Linked DNA regions of Homo sapiens: region 2 is linked to region 1. The links are chromatin loops, found by intact Hi-C in ENCODE. Cell type or tissue: MCF 10A. All regions are shown on one strand. Each heading gives the region's core, and the rest is flanking DNA. Links, peaks and the distances in the headings are about the cores only. Region 1 overlaps ARNT2 (aryl hydrocarbon receptor nuclear translocator 2). Region 2 has its middle 35 kb from the start of ABHD17C.

Evidence for each region. Hi-C counts contacts between places; a loop is a spot of excess contacts. Peaks named below come from ENCODE experiments on the same cell type or tissue, not always from the same donor. Only the 100,000 strongest peaks of a DNase experiment are listed, where the experiment ranks them.
Region 2: a loop joins it to region 1, with 17 times the contacts of the local background. A loop is called at or near these places in 3 of 110 quality-filtered maps.

What each region holds. Positions count from the first base shown.
Region 1 is chr15:80,451,750-80,460,546 of GRCh38, forward strand. ARNT2 (aryl hydrocarbon receptor nuclear translocator 2) reads left to right here. Exons shown (of 19, transcript NM_014862.4): 3 at 6,180-6,227. Among named protein-coding and RNA genes, the nearest start is that of ARNT2, 52 kb to the left of the region's middle. In MCF 10A, for the core only: a CTCF peak has its summit at 4,242 (motif pointing right); a DNase peak (open chromatin) is centred at 4,212.
Region 2 is chr15:80,656,292-80,665,088 of GRCh38, forward strand. It overlaps the pseudogene RNU6-380P. Among named protein-coding and RNA genes, the nearest start is that of ABHD17C, 35 kb to the right of the region's middle. In MCF 10A, for the core only: a CTCF peak has its summit at 4,003; DNase peaks (open chromatin) are centred at 4,000 and 6,660.

The DNA.
Region 1 (8,797 bases), core at 640-8,639:
CAACCAACTACCCCCCAACCATCCAACCAACCAAAATCCTGCAGGAAAAACATGATGGACATTTTCAGACTCAAGATATCACCTAGCCCCTTTCTCCTGTTGAATCTATTTTATTTTCGATGCACTATTTGATAAACAAGGTTTCTCATGAAGTTGAATCAATTTGTACTTTTAAAGCAATTTCTGATAACACACAGCTCCTTGGGAATGCAACTGTCTGGTTACAGCAGAACCCACTTCTCACAGCCCAAGGCCTGCAGGGTGTGCCCGTTTTTAGGTGGTCCAATATGATTCTTAAAGGGGGCATAAGTGGAGGCAATGGGAAGTATCAGGATCTGGGATGGAGTGTGGCTAGAATGCAAAAGCATATTCAGCCTTGTAATTTTAGGTTGGAAAAAAGACTGTTATGTGTGTTGTATAGTCTCTAAAGGAGGGCCTGAGATTTTTATGATGAGGGAGAGGGTTAAAAAGCCCAGCAGCAGAGCTCAGTGGTTATGCCAGCTTTCCCTGTATTCAGCACGCTCACTTGCACTCGCTGGGTGCTGATACAGCCACTTCTCTCTCTGCAGCTGCCACCATCTTTACAGCAGAACCAGCAGAGCTATAATGAGCAGTGTTGGTGCCTGGGGCAAAGCTCCACAGATCAACTCTGTAATAAATGATGTGGCTCACCGCTGGGGCTTCCTGCAAACCCAGCCATCCGATTTCAACCAGCCATTCTTGCTAACTAGGTGCTAAACTCAGCAGTTGCTAAAAGAAGACAAGAGGTGTCAACTTAATTGATTTTTTTTACAATTCCAGGCCTTTTAAAATTATTTTAAATGTCTATGTGCACTCTAACTCGCATTCCCTGAGGACAGAGCCCCATTGCTTGCCCAAGTCCTTTTCCAGAAGAGGCCAGCACAGGGCTCTGTGAGGAGGGAGGTGGGCTGAGTCAGGACCAAGTCCAGGCAGAGATGCTCAGGCCCAGCCTAGTACTTACAGGACCAGAAACCGTCTCTGTGCTGGGAAGTCGCCTCTGAGCCTCTGCCAGGAGTTTCCTCTTCCCCTCCCGTAGGGCCTGGGCTGCGGTGAGCCGAGGCTGCTTCCCTCCTCGGCCTCCATGTTTCTGACCCCAGCCTGGTGTCCACACCCTGATTTGTGGTTGCTCCCCGAGCTGATGATTTGACTGGGGACCCAGTCCCATTTCTTTTTATTTTATTTTTAGAGACAGGGTCTCGCTCTGTGGCCCAGGGTGGTCTTGAACTCCTGGCCTCAAGCAATCCTCACACCTTGGCCTCCCAAAGTGTTGGGACGACAGGCATGAGCCACTGCATCTAGCTTCAGTCCCATTTCTGAAGAAGTCCTGCACCACTGTGCTTTCCTTCCCGGGTCACACACACAGCGTGGCACTGGAGGCAGATGTGGATCCTGAGCAGGCAGAGACAGAGCCTAGCATGGAGTTCCACTTAAAGCCAAGGGAATGAAACATCAAGAAAAGCAATGAGAGAGGAAGGAGGATGAGCAGCAATTGCTGACAAATCACCCAGGGGCAAGGGCAGGACCTGTGGAAGGCAAATCAATGGGCTTGACCTCTCTAGGGTGCTTGTCCTCCACCATCCTCACTCCTACTTCCTTTTCCCTGCCGGAGGGAGGGGGCACACAAACCATGATTCCACTTGCCAAGCCTCAATGGCTTAGAGATGTATCCTGTGTCTAAGCAAAGAAACCTCCATTTTTACAGGGCCGTTTCCATAGTAATTCTTGCATCTGACGTTTTTACATGTTTTGCTGAAATTCTATGACTGAGGCCTCCGCTGTTCTAGAAGCTCATGATAATAGCTCCTTCAACCACAGCCTAAACACTTAACTAAGTACAAAGGAGACCCTGATGGAAGTCACTCACTCTCATCGAAATGCAGGTAACCCCATGGCAGGCCCCTGCTCCTGTGCCATGGCACGCATTTCCCACTGCCCTCCCTACTGATGGCATGGTGTTCTTCCACCTCCCTTTTCCATCTGAGAATGTGGGACATGGTGGAGAGACTCAGAGAGAGAGGGGAAAGAAGAGAGAGGAGGAATGGGGGTGGTGGAAGGGGGTAGTGGCATTGGCAAGGACCTTCCCACACCCCCATTCCTTGCCTAGGTCTTCCCACTCTGACCTGATTATTCTGATGGAGGGAAGTATCCCAAATTTCCAGGATAACCCCCCTTCCCACCCTAGTGTTCCAAAGCCAATTAGAACCAATGTCTTGCAGTTGGGATCCTCCAGGCCTCCCGCCGGGCCTAGCACTGTGGATCTTCATGGTTTAACTTTCTTCCCATTTCCCTGACAGCCTTCATCAGTAAGTGTCTTAGCGAGCTGCCTGCTCTCCCAGCATTTGGGACTCAAGGTGGAGGTTCCAAAGTCCCAGATTCTTTCAAAAGTGATTCCACATGCGTGGGAGAAATGAGCTGAAGCAAGTCACCTGGAATGCATGTTTGTAGTAACCTCCCTGATCTCAGTGACAGGGTGGTGAGGGGTGGGGGGCTTCACTGGGGCAAATTCAGTTGGGGGAAGCAGCAGTGGCTAGTTAGGGTTTGTGCCCATCTCAAAGCCAGCTTTTGATGGGTTGGAGGGTGGAGGCTGAGGGCAGGGATGTGTCAGTCCCTTTCCACTTGGAGTCCGATGCTGGGCTTCTAAAATAGCATCACTGAGGAAAAACTATTTTCAAGTTACTTATAGCCAATGGACTATTTTCAAGTTACTTGTAGCCATCTCCCTCTAAGGTAACCCTGGGAGCTGCTGGAATGTGGTCAAATTGCAGGTATATTTATGTAAGCAGCTGTTTCTCTTGGTGAACTTTTATGTGCTAGCATTGCTGCAGTCTGGGCTGGCCAGTCCAGGCTCTGAAGGAGGAGCATTTTCCAGCAGCCCTTGACACTTCACTTGTTGCAGAAGCTTTGGGTTGGCCCAGGATCACTCCTTTACTGTCACTGTGGGACCAGCCCTTTTATCTCACTAGAGCATAAGTGACTTCTGTTTAGAGGCTCGTATTTGATGAAGCATTATTATGATTACAGTCACCGTCAGGGAGCTTCACTTCACTCACAACTAACTGCAAGTTCAGAAATGCTTATCATGGCTTTCTGTCGAGGCAGGCATTCAGGCTCATCGACGGAAAAGTACAGTAAAATGCATTTTCAGCCCCCTTTTTGAAGACTCTTCTATCATCCATTCACTGTGTTGAATTAAAGTGAGTACAATAGGACTTAAAAGTCATATTTTGATTTCTCTCCTTTATTATCCAGATGCTGCTGTGTAATAGAGACACATACAAGATATAAAACAAAGGATGATTTACTTAGACTTATAGAAAAGAAATAGGCACAGCTTATGGTAGTCCTATGTAAAGTAGAGAATCCAAGATGGTGATAGCAGTCCAAAGCAGCAGCATCTTGGCAGGTGTGGCTCTAAAAGATCCTTTGTGTCCTCCAGGGTTGCATTGTTTTCCATGTTGCTGATGAGCCAGTGAGACTGTTTTCGGGTGGATTGAGTCATCCTGAGTATTTAAACATTTGTGTCCTGATTTACCTCCTGGTTCGCCTCCGAATTCCTAGAGCTGATGGCTGTACACATGCACAGGTGTGAGGCACAGGATCTGGGTCCCTAATTTTCCCAGACAAATGCTGGTTCCCAAGTTCCCGGCGGACTTCAGAAGACTCTGGCTCTGGAGCAAGGCCATCTCTTTCTCATACCCTCTGCTTGATTGAGCCACAGCTGACCTGGCCAGCGTGGTATTATTTACCATGGGGCTCACTTCCTTATCTGTCTGGTCCCACAAAGGGCTGGGTAAAGAACAGAACTCTTTGCAAAAACAAAAGTGACCAACCATCCTGGTGTGTCCAGGACTTTTCCAGTTTTAGCACTGAAGTCCTAGATCCCAGGTATCTCCACTCCTATACTGAGAAAATCAGGATGGTTGGTCACCCTAAACACCCCGAAGATCATGAAGGCTGAGGACAGAGGGCTGGCTTATAAATTGCATTTTGCAGGAGTACTGACAATCACACTCATACCAACTTGAGCTAAAAGGAATTTTAAAGATAACTGTATGTCTCACACCCACTTGTGGTTTTGTTAAATGCTTGCATGAGTTCTTTGGAATGTTGAAACTGCTATTTCTTTTTCTTAACGCTGAAATGTTTTTGACAGCACGCACGGGGTGTTAAATAACCTTCATGTGGACGGCAAAATCGCTCTTCCCCATGGTGAACACTAGGTGGCAGCGTGGTTCTGCGGCTCTGCAGAACACCGGGTGAATTTGGTTACAGCATTTTTGGTGCTTACCTTCGCGATGTAATTTTCCGAGAAAGGTGGGGTGATGGCTTAGTAATTATGCAGAATATTGATAGCTTTGATTCGTTTAGAAAGTCTTGCATTCAGCTCCCACTTGTCCACAACATCGGCAACTCTAAAGCTGCTGCCCGGTGCCTGGTTTCCCAAACTACCTTGCAGAGGTGTGTGTCTGTCTCTCTTAGTGGTGTCTGTAAGGCCCTTTAACTGTACTTTTTTTTTTTCTTATCACTGTTCTACCCCATCTCCTCTTCTTTTTGTGCGTAGGTATTTCTGTTATCATTACTGTCATCTTTTCCAGTTATGTAACTCCTTTTGTTCTTATACTGTTAGTATAACCCTTGTGTCCGAGAACCAGAGATTCCAAATTAGCAGGGGATCCCGTCAGGTCATTCCAAACAAAATAAGGCCAAGATTAGGACTTTGGCTACGCAGTACATAAAACAAAACAAAAACAAAAGATACTAATTTTAAGAAGAAAATACTTCTTTGCCTTACCTAATTCCAGTCCCTAGGTCCCTCAGTTTGCACCTAAACCCCTAGAGACTAGGATTTGTCTTGTTGGGAGCTTCTTGGGTGTGCCCATGCAAGGATGGCTCGCCCTGTGTAATCTGCCATTTCCTGGTAACCTGGGTGTCCTGTGCCTTCTCCAAGTCACTCATTAGCCACTGAAGCCCTGCCCTTAGAGCCTGAGGGTATGGGTCACCCTTACTGGGAGGCCAGCAGCTCTAGAATCTGTAGCAGTGGTCATTTAATACACACTCCATTCTGATACTGAGCTGTTCAGGCAAGGAGTTTCTCAAGCCAGGCTGCCAGGCAGGCTGGCCTTCCTTCTCCTTGAATTCCATGGGAACTGTGCCTCATCCAGTCCACCAGGACTACAAAGAACAAGATGGGGAATGCAGGGACTCTGAGACATTCTCTCCAAGGAGCTCCACTCACGTGGATGTCCAGGAAAGCTCAGACATCTGTATCATTTTTCATTTTGTTTCCCCAAGGACTCTGGGTACACTTGACACCAATTAAGTACCCCCTCTGCCCTAACATGTTTAGGAATTGTGTGAATTACCATTACAGAGACATGATTTTTTGAGAAGAGTTTGAGGTATTAGTTCAACAAATATCTATCAAGTCTTTTTGTCTTATGTTTACACTGAGAGGCCCAGTAAAGGGTGAATCTGAATAACTACTTGGTGAGTTTCCACAAGCACAGCTGATTTGAGTAGCTTGAGCCCCAAACAGCCATTTTCCCCTCAACAGCCATGTTTGTGGTCCTGGATTTAATAGGGCAAAGTCTTAAATGTCCTTTTCACTTTGACTCATCAAGACCAGCCACATTTTTAAGCAGTACAACCGGTAGTATTTCTCTTTCCCTTGTGATCCCTTCACCCTGAAAACTTCTGTTTTCAAAATCCCGTGAGCCTTTTTAGGCTCTTAATATACCACAAGATAAACTAAGAAAAAAGTCTTAATGTGGAATAGGTGATGCAGAGGGGTGCAGGTATTCCCAAAGATGGTGAGAGAAAAGGAAGAGACACCTTTCCATCATAGCCAGAGCAATCCATTGTCTGCTAAGAGTTCTAAGAAGGGAATGGCATATAGAGTTCTGGAGGGGACTAGTTGATACTTAAATATTCCCAGCCATAGAATTAGTGGTGCTTAGACTGAAGACCTTTCATTTTGCCTCTTCTTGTCTTGAACCCGTTTGATGACTGTGTAGAGATATTGCTTGTAGCACTGCCAAAGGTTGGGATCAATGGATAGCAGTCCTAGTGAATAAAGCTCCTTTTGTTCCAGCAGCTCCTGTTACCAGTTAAAATGTTCTCCTAATAATCAGTGCTCACTTGTGATCTTGACTTTTCAGAATGGACTTCGATGATGAAGATGGTGAAGGCCCCAGTAAATTTTCAAGGTAAGTTTATTTTATTTTCCTTAGACTTAAAGAAGGCAATAGCCAGCATTCACCTTAGAAAGATACAAGAATGTAACGTCTTTTGTCATTGCAAAAGCCATTGCCTGCAGTTTGACTGGTCCCTCACTCTGTGGCAGTATTTGGCCCAGTGGCAGCTAGCTATTAGCGACCCTGCCACATCCCAGCAGAGATGATCAAAAGGTAAGTAATAAGTTATTAACTCTGTTTGCTTTATAAGAAATTAATGTCAATTTTAAGGATTCATTTTAAAAAGACAATAGGGCTTTTTAAAAAGTATTTTTAAAAATTCCTATGTCTTTTAAAAAGGAATCTATTAAAATTAATATTCATTGCTTATAAAGCAAACAGAGGAATTCATTCTTCCTGAAAAGCCCTAGAGTTCAAGTTTAGAAAAAACTGTCAAGATAAGTCTTTTATTGCTACCATGGAAAATAAGAAGAGATATGAGAAACCAGGCAGCTGTGTTCTGGATGCAGGATAGAAAACTGGGTTTTCAGCTCCTAAGAACTGTATTGCCCCCTGGCCACGTGACAGCATCTTTATCTGGGCTCTGCGGGGCCGTCCTGAGTGCAGACCACCTCATGGAAAGTTTGCTGGATCATGAATGTCCATGGGTTATACACATTGCATACGTGAAGGATAAGGCAGGCCCAACCCCATGACTGTGTCTTTTTTTTTTTTCCATTTTGTTTAAGATATGGTAGGAAGTTTGGCAGTGTTGACAGGAAGGCACAAATCATTCCATCATTCTTAGCAAAATTCACATCTGTACCCACTTACCTAAGGAAGGGCCTGCCTTGACATTCCTCTCCACTAGCCAAGCCTCCAAGCCTTCCTAATTCTTGGTCATTGATGGACTTGAAAACTTGCCATGGGTGACGGTTGCTTTTCTTCTGTATCCATGCTCCATAGTTTGGACTGATGGCCTCAGTTGTTTTTGGAGGAACCACATGCATATTGAGTTCTGGGCCCCCTGAGTTACCCTAGTTTTCTCCCCTCATGGTAGCCATTTTTGGTGATGATTCCTTTTACAAACTGCATTGCGATTGTGAGTTCCACACACTTTTCCACCAGTCCAACAGGGACATGCATCTCCTTACTTCCCAGGGATTCCCAGAGTCTCCAAGTCCATAGTAAACTCGCATCATGCCATACACTTTCGTCCCCAAAATCTTTTCCTTCCGTCTTTCAGCTTCTGCTTTGGTTGAAACAGTAGAGAGGAGATGGAGAACATTTTGGTCACTAATGACCTTGGAGTTTCGAATCAAAACAGGACATGAGTTTCAATAACAAAAGCATGTATTGTTTTCCCTCGGTGCAGACAGAATGGCAGCTTGGACATCCACCCATTTCTTGGGATACACTTTAATAGCAGGGTGTGCTTTCTTGCTGAAATGGAAACAAGGGCACATATCTCCCTGCCCCAGTTTGCTCTCGCTGTACACAGCCTCCCTCTATGAAGGAACAATGACTTTGGTTCCTCCGTGTCAAAATTCCCCTTGAGATAACATTCCATAGCATGCTAACCTTAGGAAATGATGATTCCTGGGGCCTCAAAACATAAAGAGGAAGAGAGATGAGGAGTGACGTTTGTTTGACATTGAAAAGATCAGTGTCAGTGATGAAATAATAGTGCAGGGGTACAAAGAGCTCATTGTATTAGGCCCGATCATTAAGAAACAGAAACTCTACACTCTGGGTAACTATCTCATGACCGTGTCTGTGAGTCCGTTTTTATACAGTCAAGGTTCAAACCCAGGCATCTGTGAACCATATCATTTCCCCCATGAAAAATAAGGAAGATAGGATGTGTTTCCAGCATATGCTGTTACTAATAGGAATGAGTTTGTAGGACCGCAGAGGCCCAGAGGTCACCTAGGCTTAGCTGCTGGGCCCTCAGTGAATGGGCCCATGGTTGCATCTGAGCTTCTCAGCACTGGGAGAGACGACTGAGTCCACCCTCATCCCTCCACTTTGCAGTGACTGTGGCTGCTGTCCAGGGGAGGAGTGGAGAATCTGCTTCCAATTGGCATGGAACACCCCAGTGCCTCTCCTGTTGGCTTTTTCTCTTCTTACAATCAGGCAACAGAAGCCCCTTCATGTGAGGCCCTGGAAGAGATAGAGGCTGCCTTGTGAGCCAGCACCCACCGTAGTTTGCTGACTCAGAATCTAGGCAGGGTGCTGTGCCATGGTTTCTGTCTCCTGTGTGTGTGCCATCAGCTTTTCCAGCTTTTTGCAAGGGGGCTTCCCAGTTTAAATGTCCTGCCTATCATGAGACCTCATGTCTCAATTTTTGATTTGGGAAGTGTGGTCACAGTCACAAAGCAGCTCAATTATAGGAATTTGATATGGTTCCTACTTTAGCACAGCCAGGCCCATCACAGCAGGCCTTAGATGCAACAAAGTAGTAGATGTGAAGCTGCCACTGCTGTGTGACCTCAGGTGCACACACAAGCACGCACATGCACACGCCCATACGTGCATAGGCATTCCAGGATCCCGCCTGCCAGTGCCATAAATGTTCTCAGGCCCGCTCCACCACATCCCAA
Region 2 (8,797 bases), core at 625-8,624, 200 kb after region 1:
CCAGTGTCCAAACCCTGATGCATGGTCTCAAATGGGACCCTGTAGCACACAGGATCTGCTTCTCAAATGGTGACGAATTCTCTGCTGCAAATGGCATGGCCTTGCTCCAGAACCCTGGGGCGCTGTGCTGGACCCCCCTACCTCACAAAGTGTCCTTACCTACTATGAAATCCTCTGGTACAGTGGATTAATTACAGCAGTGATATGGTTTGGCTGGGTCCCCACCCAAATCTCATCTTGAATTGTAGCTCCCATAATTCCCATGTGTTGTAGGAGGGACCCAGTGGGAGATCATTGAATCATGGGGGCAGTTTCCCTCATACTGCTCTTATGGTAGTGAATAAGTCTCATGAGATCTGATGGTTTTATAAGGGGAAACCCCTTTCACTTGGCTCTCATTCTCTTCTCTTGTCTGCCACCATGTGAGACATGCCTTTCACCTTCTGCCATGATTGTGAGGCCTCCCCAGCCATGTGGAACTGTGAGTCCATTAAACCTCTTTCTTTTGTAAAATTGCCCTAGTCTTGGGTATGTCTTTATCAGCAGCATGAAAATGCACTAATACAAGCAATCACATGCTGCAAGTGGCAAGGCTGGTTGTATCACATCCCGAATCTAGATCAGAATTCTCTACTGCTCTGGGCTCTGGCCAAGAAGTCCCAGCCATTGGAATTCAGTCTCTCTTGTGGGACTGTGATAAGGCTCGGGAGGCACATGGGCAAGAAAATGAGAGGTGGAGACATTAGTTCCTGATTGCTCTTTTTTTGCTGTTCCCCCCCGCCTCAAAACTAGTATTTTTTTTTTCCATACAACATCTGTTTTCAGTGATGGCCCATCTCTTTTCTCCTTTGTAAATAGAGTGTACCTTTCCTTTGAGCTCTACCTCCAGGTATGTAATATTATGTGTATCCCACCCTGATCCTAAGAATGTTTCCGTTTAATGACTGACAGCACATTGAAATAGCTCATTCATCTAGGATATTCTTTTCAACATTTATTTGTATTGGATTTAGGAGGAACTTAGAATTCCTGTGTTAGCAGTTGGGAATGTAAAGTTAATTTTTTTGCCATCTGCCATTTCTTTAAAAAGTCTAGGCCAGCACTGTTGAATAGAAACACAAGGTGAGCCACATATATAAGTTTACATTTGCTAATAGCCACATTGCAAAAACAAACAAACAAACAAACAAACAAACAAACAGGTGGAAGCCAGGCAGCCAGGTGTTCAGGCATGTGTCTGTAGTCCCAGCTACTCAGAAGGCTAGGGTAGGGTATCGCTTAAGCCCAGGAAATTGAGGCTGCAGTGAGCCAATATCACACCACTGCACTCCAGCCTGGGTGACAGAGCAAGGCCCTGTCTCTTAAACAAACAAACAAACAAACAAAAACTTACAGAAGGAGCAGGATTGAAAAAAACTAAGTAAATAAATAGGGAGAGGGAAAGAGGTGAAGTCAATTTTAATTTTTTTTTTTTTTTTTGGGGAAGGAGTCTTACTCTGTCACCCAGGCTGGAGTGCAGTGGTGCAATCTTGGCTCACTGCAACCTCCACCTCCCAAGTTCAAGGGATTACCCAGCCTCAGCCTCCCTTGTAGCTGGGACTACAGGTGCGTGCCACCGTGTCCTACTAATTTTTGTATTTTTAGTAAAGATGGGGCTTTACCATGTTGGCCAGGCTGGTCTCAAACTCCTGACCTCAGGCGATCTACCCGCCTTGGCCTCCCAAAGTGCTGCGATTACAGGTGTGAGCCACCGTGCCTGGCCAATTTTAATATATTTAATCCAAGATATCTAAAATGTTTTCTTTTTTCCCCTTTATTTTTAAATTTTTTTAGAGACAGGAGTCTTGCTCTGCCTCCCAGGCTGGCGTGCTGTGGGGCAGTCATTGCTCACTGTAGCCTTGAATTCCTGGACTCAAGAGAACCTCCCATCTTAGCCTCCTGAGTAGCTGGGACTACAGACATGAGCCACCACGCCTGGCTTAAATATTTTCCACATTTTATCCTAGCCACCTTTCAAGAGCTTAATAGTTGAATGTGGCTAGCGGCTATCATATTGGAGAGTTCTGATCCAGACTCATTCCCAGTAATTCTTCATATCCACGCAGAACTTTAGAGGCTACAAAAATCCCCCTACACCTTCTCTAGTTTGTTTCTTGAAAATGTGATCAATGGATTTATGACCTCCCTGTTGGAGATCAGAAACTGAAGATCAGAGATATGAACTGATTTTCCCAAGATAACCCAGCCAGTCTGAAAGTAGCAGAGGTGGAACCCAGATCTGGCCATTCAGAGTCTAATTCTGTAATGAACAGAGCAGTAATTCCCAAACTTGTCTGTATATTCAAATCACTTGGAGATCTTTAAAATTTCCAAAGTCTAGCCACACCCTAGATGAATTAAATCACAAGATCTGGGGTGGGACACAGGCGTCATTAGTTTCTGAAGCTCCGTGATGGCGTCACTGGGCAGCCACTTTTGGGAATCACTGGTATACATTCTTGTTCCTCAAAGTGTGGCCCATGGACTCATAGTATCAGCATCACTGGGGAGCTCGCCTTGTCAGAAAGCCATCTTCTCAAACCCACCCCAGACCTACTGAATCAGAACCTACCTTTTAACAGGATCTTCCAGATGATTCCAGTGCATGATAAAGCTTGAGAACTCTAAAGCATAGCATACTCCTTTTAGGTGAAATAAAATATAGTCCAGTACATTTTCATTATGGAGTTTATTGAAAAAGGCAGTAACCATGGTTTCATATTGGTAGCCATTATGTTTTCATTAAATTAATATTATATAATTAGGGTGCTGCTTTCTTGGTTTTATTATGACTGTATTTCTGAATGATTATTATACACTCCCTTTCTATTGCACAGAATTGATGTAAGAAGACTAGGGAAATTGCCCTGAATCTCTTTCCATGCATTTCTCTCAACCTTTAAATGCACCTTTATTTAACAACAAAAGTTCAACTTTTTCCCCCTCATTCAATCAGCAGACTTTTACCAAGAACTTATACTGTATATGATGTTGAGAGGTGAGATGAGAAATAAAAAAAAAAACCACTTCAAGTCTTTTTGTATGTTTTCAAGAGGCTTACAGTTTGTAGCAAAAAGCTAGCACATGCACCCAAATGGCTGTAAAATAAGAGAACACAGGGCACACCATGAGGGTGTGTAGATAAGGTGCCCTGTGATTCAGGAATAGGAGAGGCCACTTCCTGCTACTAGGATTAGGGAAATTGCCATGAAGGAGGTGACCTTTGTGTTAAAGGATTTGGACATTCAGAGGGGAGGGAAGCTGTTTTTACAAGAGAGAACGACCTCCCAGGATGGCTTCAATCATTAGGTGAATACTGATATGTATTAGTCAGAATGCCTGGTAGTAAGGGACTGATATCCTACTCAACCTAGTTAAAGCTGGAAGGAAGATTTTGGGCTCAGAGAATCTACAGATGTGAACAATCAAACTGTGGAGAGGACTCTGGAACATTGGGAACCACAGACTCAAAAGCTTCCAGAACTCTTTCTTCCTATTTTTTTCTTTATGTCAGTTTCATCTTTTCTTCCTTTAGACTGGCTTTTTCAACATGAGAGAAGCATGGCTGCAAACCACTCCTGTCTATTTACATCCTACACCTTCCAATACCAGAGAGTGAAATCCCAGATTTTTGGTAACTGCTTCAAAATAATATGACGACGGAGGAAAAAGATGGATGTATGGCTGAACCAAGATAGGTCAATGAATCATTGTTGAAGCTGGGTATTACACAGATGGGAGTCTGTTATGCTATTCTGTTTGTTTGTTTTTTTAAGACCCAGGACAACACACTGAACATTATGCTATTCTGTAGACTTTTGTACATGCTGGATGTTTAAATTTTAAAAACATCCCCATGAAGCAATCATACTTAGCTTCTCTTGAGTCAGACACCTGCCTCTGGATCAGGCAACAGTGGCCAGGGAATGTGGTGATGGAGGAACTTGGCAGTTCCAAAGAGAGCCTCATGGTGGGGACTGTGAGGTAGGATAGAGGAGCTGTTCCTGGAATAAAGGAGGCTCTATTTCCAGAGGAAAGGAGGGAAGGCATCCAGGGCAGAGATGATTGATTTACAGTGACTCCACCTTGTTATTATCAGCCTCCATTTCTCTCTCCTGGGCTCTAGGCCCATATTTCTGAGAATCATCAGATTGTCCCAACTGGATGTCCCTGGGCACCTCTAAATTGACACATTTAAAATCAGACTCTTCATCATCTCGTGTTCCTGCAATGTTTTCATCTTCCACTCAGTACTCTAACCAGAAATTTCTGAGTCATGTTCAACTGATCCTGCTTCCTCACCATTCCCATATTTCAGTTTTGTCATATCTACTTCTGAAATAATTATTGACTCCATCCCTTCCTCCCTATTTCCAGCTTCGCTACACCAGGTCAGAAGTCTCCTAACCTCAAGGGCTCTGAAGTCCGCACCACCTCATACAAGACATCACAACTTTCTACAACACCTATTTAATCTTTTCATCCCTGGGCTTCAAGTCTTCAAGAATTTCTTGTGGTCTCATAACAAACATAAGGCATCATGAGCTTAAGCTCTTATAAGGTTGTTAAAAATCGGGTCTTAGATTACTTTTAAAGCTTTAAAGCTTCTCACCTCCCAATATCGTATACAGTATAAGTGCTCAGTAAAAGTCTGCTGATTGAATCAGGGGAAATGAAAGTTTAACTTTTGTTGGAAAGCAAAGGTGCAGTGTCATTTAAAGCCATTTATATTCATTAGGCTACACACAACATGCACATCTAATTCTCCTGTACTTTTGCTTATGGCTCTTCCTTCTACTAATTTATTAGTTATAATTAACAAGTAATTGTGTATTTTTGTGGAGTACAATGTAATGCTTTGATCTCCAATGTATGCATTGTAGAGATTAATCTAGCTCATTAACATATCAATCACTTTACCAACTTATCACTTTTTTGTGGTGAGAATATTAAACATCTATACTTTTAGCAGTTTTGAAATATACATTATTATTTCTTTTTTAATATTTTTTTTATTTTATTTGACTTTTTTTTTTTTGTTTTTTGACATGAGGTCTCACTCTGAGACCCAGACTGGAGTGCAGTGGTACGATCTCAGCTCACTGCAGCCTTGGTCTCCCAGGCTCAAGTGATCCTCTCACCTCAGCCTCCCAAGTAGCTGGGACCAAAGTCATGTGCCACCATGCCTGGCTAATTTGTGGTATATTTGGCAGAGGTGGAGTTTCACCATGCTGTCCAGGCTGGTCTTGAACTCCTGAGCTCAAGCAATCCACCCACATTGGCCTCTCAAAGTGCTGGGATTACAGGTATGAGCTACCGTGCCTGGTCCTGAAATATATGTTGTTATTAACTATAGTCACCATGCAATTCAGTAGATCACTATGTTATTTCTTATCTGTAGTCTAAATGAAAGTTTGTACCCTTTGACTAACAACTCCCCTTTCTCTATCCCTCCTTCTCTGTGAAGCCTCTGGTACCCACCCTTCTTTCTACTCTCCATTTGCATGTGATTGAACTTTTTTAGATTCCACATATAAGTGAGATGATACATTATTTGTTTTTCTGTGCCAGGCTCATTTCACTTAACATGATGTCCTCTGATTCCATTTGTGTTGTCTCAAATGACAGACATTCCTTGTTTTTTAAAGGTTGTATATAGTATTCCATTGCGTGTGTATATACCACATTTTCTTTATTCATTCATCCACTGCTAAACAGTTAGGTTGCTTCCTATCTTGGCTGTTGTGAATAATGCTGAAATAAACAGAGGTGTGCAGATGTCTTAGATGTTCCAATTCCAATTCCTTTGGATATATACCCAGAAACAGAGTTGCTGAGTCATATGGTAATTCTATTTTTGGTTTTTTGAGGAACCTCCACATTATTTTCCAAAATGACTGTACTTGCTCCTTCTTGATTATGGACACATTGGCTCAATTCTACAAGATTGGGCTTAAAACTCACCTCCTTCATGAAAAGCCTCTGACTTCTTCAGTAGTCACTTCCTCTTTTGTGCTCTTAGACGACCTTTTAGTATGGCACTTCTAATGCCATGCAGTAATTATCCTTTTTTTTTTTTTTTTTTGCCTTCTTATCCTCCTCCCTGGCAAAAGCCCAATTTTAATCATCATGATGTATCTCTTGTACATAATGCAACAAAAAAACATTTAAAAAATAAATTTGAAAGCTACAACACAGAATAATGGGCCCTCTTGGTTACAAGGGATCCCAGCATTCTAGTTCAGCCACCTGTGACAGATTAGACTTTGACATAATCAGCTCCAGTGAAGGGAACTCTCTCCTGAGGGAGCCCATTCTATTTTTGGAGAACTTTTGTAAGGTCCCTCCTTGTACTGACCCTTGAATCCTTCTCTCTGCAATTCTTGCCAATTAGTCCAAGTTCTAGTTCTTGGAACCTCCTGAATGACTATTGGACTTCAGAAATCAGCTCTCCTGTTCTTCAAACTAAACATCAAACATTCTTTCAAGAACTGCTCACAAGGCACAGGTTGAATTTCTAAGCTTCTGCACATGCTTCAGCTTGTCTCAATCTCTCTGTATATGTGGCTCCAGAATTGTGTATGATAACAGGTGTGGTCTGATTGGGAACAGGACATCAACAAGGAAGTCTCATGAGTAAGAAGACTCGTGAGCAATATTGAAGGCACGGCTGATGTTGTGCAATGAGATACCAATTTCCACAGCCAAGCACAGCAGCCCATGATGAAGAACAAAGGAGACAGGTGTTTGTGTTTTTATTTATTTTGAGATAGGGTGTTGCTCTGTCACCCAGGCTGAAGTGCAGTGGTATAATCACGGCTCACTTCAGTGTCAACCTCCTAGGCTCAGGTGATCCTCCTCCCATCTCAGCCTTCCAAGTAGCTGGGACCACAGGTGTACGCCACCATGGCCAGCTAATTTTTTTCATTAATATGTTTTATAGAGACATGGGTTTTACATGTTGTTCACACTGGTCTCGAACTCCTGGGCTCAAGCGATCCTCCCACTTCCTCATTCCTAAGTGCTGGGAGGGATTACAGGAGTGAGCCACTGCACCTGGCCTGCTTGTGTTTATTCAGGGCTACAGATTGGCAAGGTAAGAATAGTGAAGGATCACAGAAAAGGAACCTCTCTGGAATTCCATTTCATCCATTTATATCATGTTCTTCACACTGTCATCTTGAGAGCAGTCCCCTCATTCTTCAAAGACTTCGTCATCTAAAGTGAATTTGTTCAGACTTTCCTCTGTAAGTTTTCAGAAGTTATTGATTTTTAAAAAATCTATCCCTTCTTCTTATTTGATGTGGCAAAGAGAAAGACACTTTTCACATTATTTTCCTAACAATATGTTGCTTAAAATTTGATAAACTAGTAATTCTTTTGAAATTACACGAGGAAACAAAATAAACCTTATCTCATTAGATTTAAAAAGAATAAAATAGTGCTCACTTCAGCAGCACATATACAAAAATTGGAATGATACAGAGAAGATTAGCATGGACCCTGCATGAGTATGATACACAAATTTGTGAAAAATAAAAATAAAAACATAAAATGGAGTGTCCAAGTCACCCATGATTGGTGTTGTTCTGTAAACATGGGAGAATCAGACTCCAGGGCAGGGTGCCATGAAAGAAGGAATGGGCTTCATGGATCTCTATTCTTCACTGTAAGATTATGGGGGGTGGGGGGTGGGAGCTGGGGATCAGGGAGATGTGTGGAACTCTCCCTTCCTGGAGTGCCCATTTCAAAATTAAAGCAGGAGCAATTTGTTAGACATAAAGAAGAAATTTCTGACGATCGGGGTCTCCAAATATTGGAACACTTCAACAACACGAAACATCAACATTCTGTGAAACAGCAAACTGACACATGACTAGGGAAGGAATGTCCCTCAAGAGGGTCAAGATTAATATTCGTGTCCTGGAGATAGGGCGTCCAGATCAGAAGGGCTTTAGATTGAAATTAGAGGAGGAGACAAACACCTAGATAGACTTGTGAAACCAGTTGCTATGGAAGACAGGTGTGACTTCTACAGGAAGAGCCTTATTTTGTAAATGATATGTGCAACCTCCACTGCCTACATAATAACGTGTATTTCACTGGTAATAATGTGGACGTGAGATATAATATAGTATAGTACAAACAGTCTTAGGAGGATAAGGTTACTTCGTCTGATAGGAATTCAAGAGAGGAATATGGGAATTAAAATACTTCTATAAGTCAGGCAAGGTGGCTCATGCCTGTAATCCCAGCACTTTGGGAGGCTGAGGCAGGCATGGTGGTGGGCACCTGTAGCCCCACCTACTCAGGGGGCTGAGATGGGAGTATCACTTGAGCCTGGGAAGTTGAGGCTGCAGTGAACCAAGATTGCACCACTGTACTCCAGTCTGGGTGACAGAGTGAGACCCTGTGGCAAAAACAAAAACAAAACAAAACCTTACAAATACATCTTTAAGCCAGGAGAGGTGGCTCATGCCTGTAATCCCAGTGCTTTGGGAGGCCATGGTGGGAGGATATCATGAAGAGGCCAGGAGTTCAAGACTAGCCTGGGCAACATAACAAGACCCCATCTCTCTCTCACACACACACACACACACACACACACACACACACACAGCAGGGCATAGTGACGAGCTCCTGTAGTCGCAGCTACTTGAGAGGCTGAGGGAGGAAGATCGCTCGAGCCCAGAAGTCTGAGGCTGCAGTGAGCTACGATCACGCCACTGCACTTTAGCCTGGGCAACAAAGCAAGATG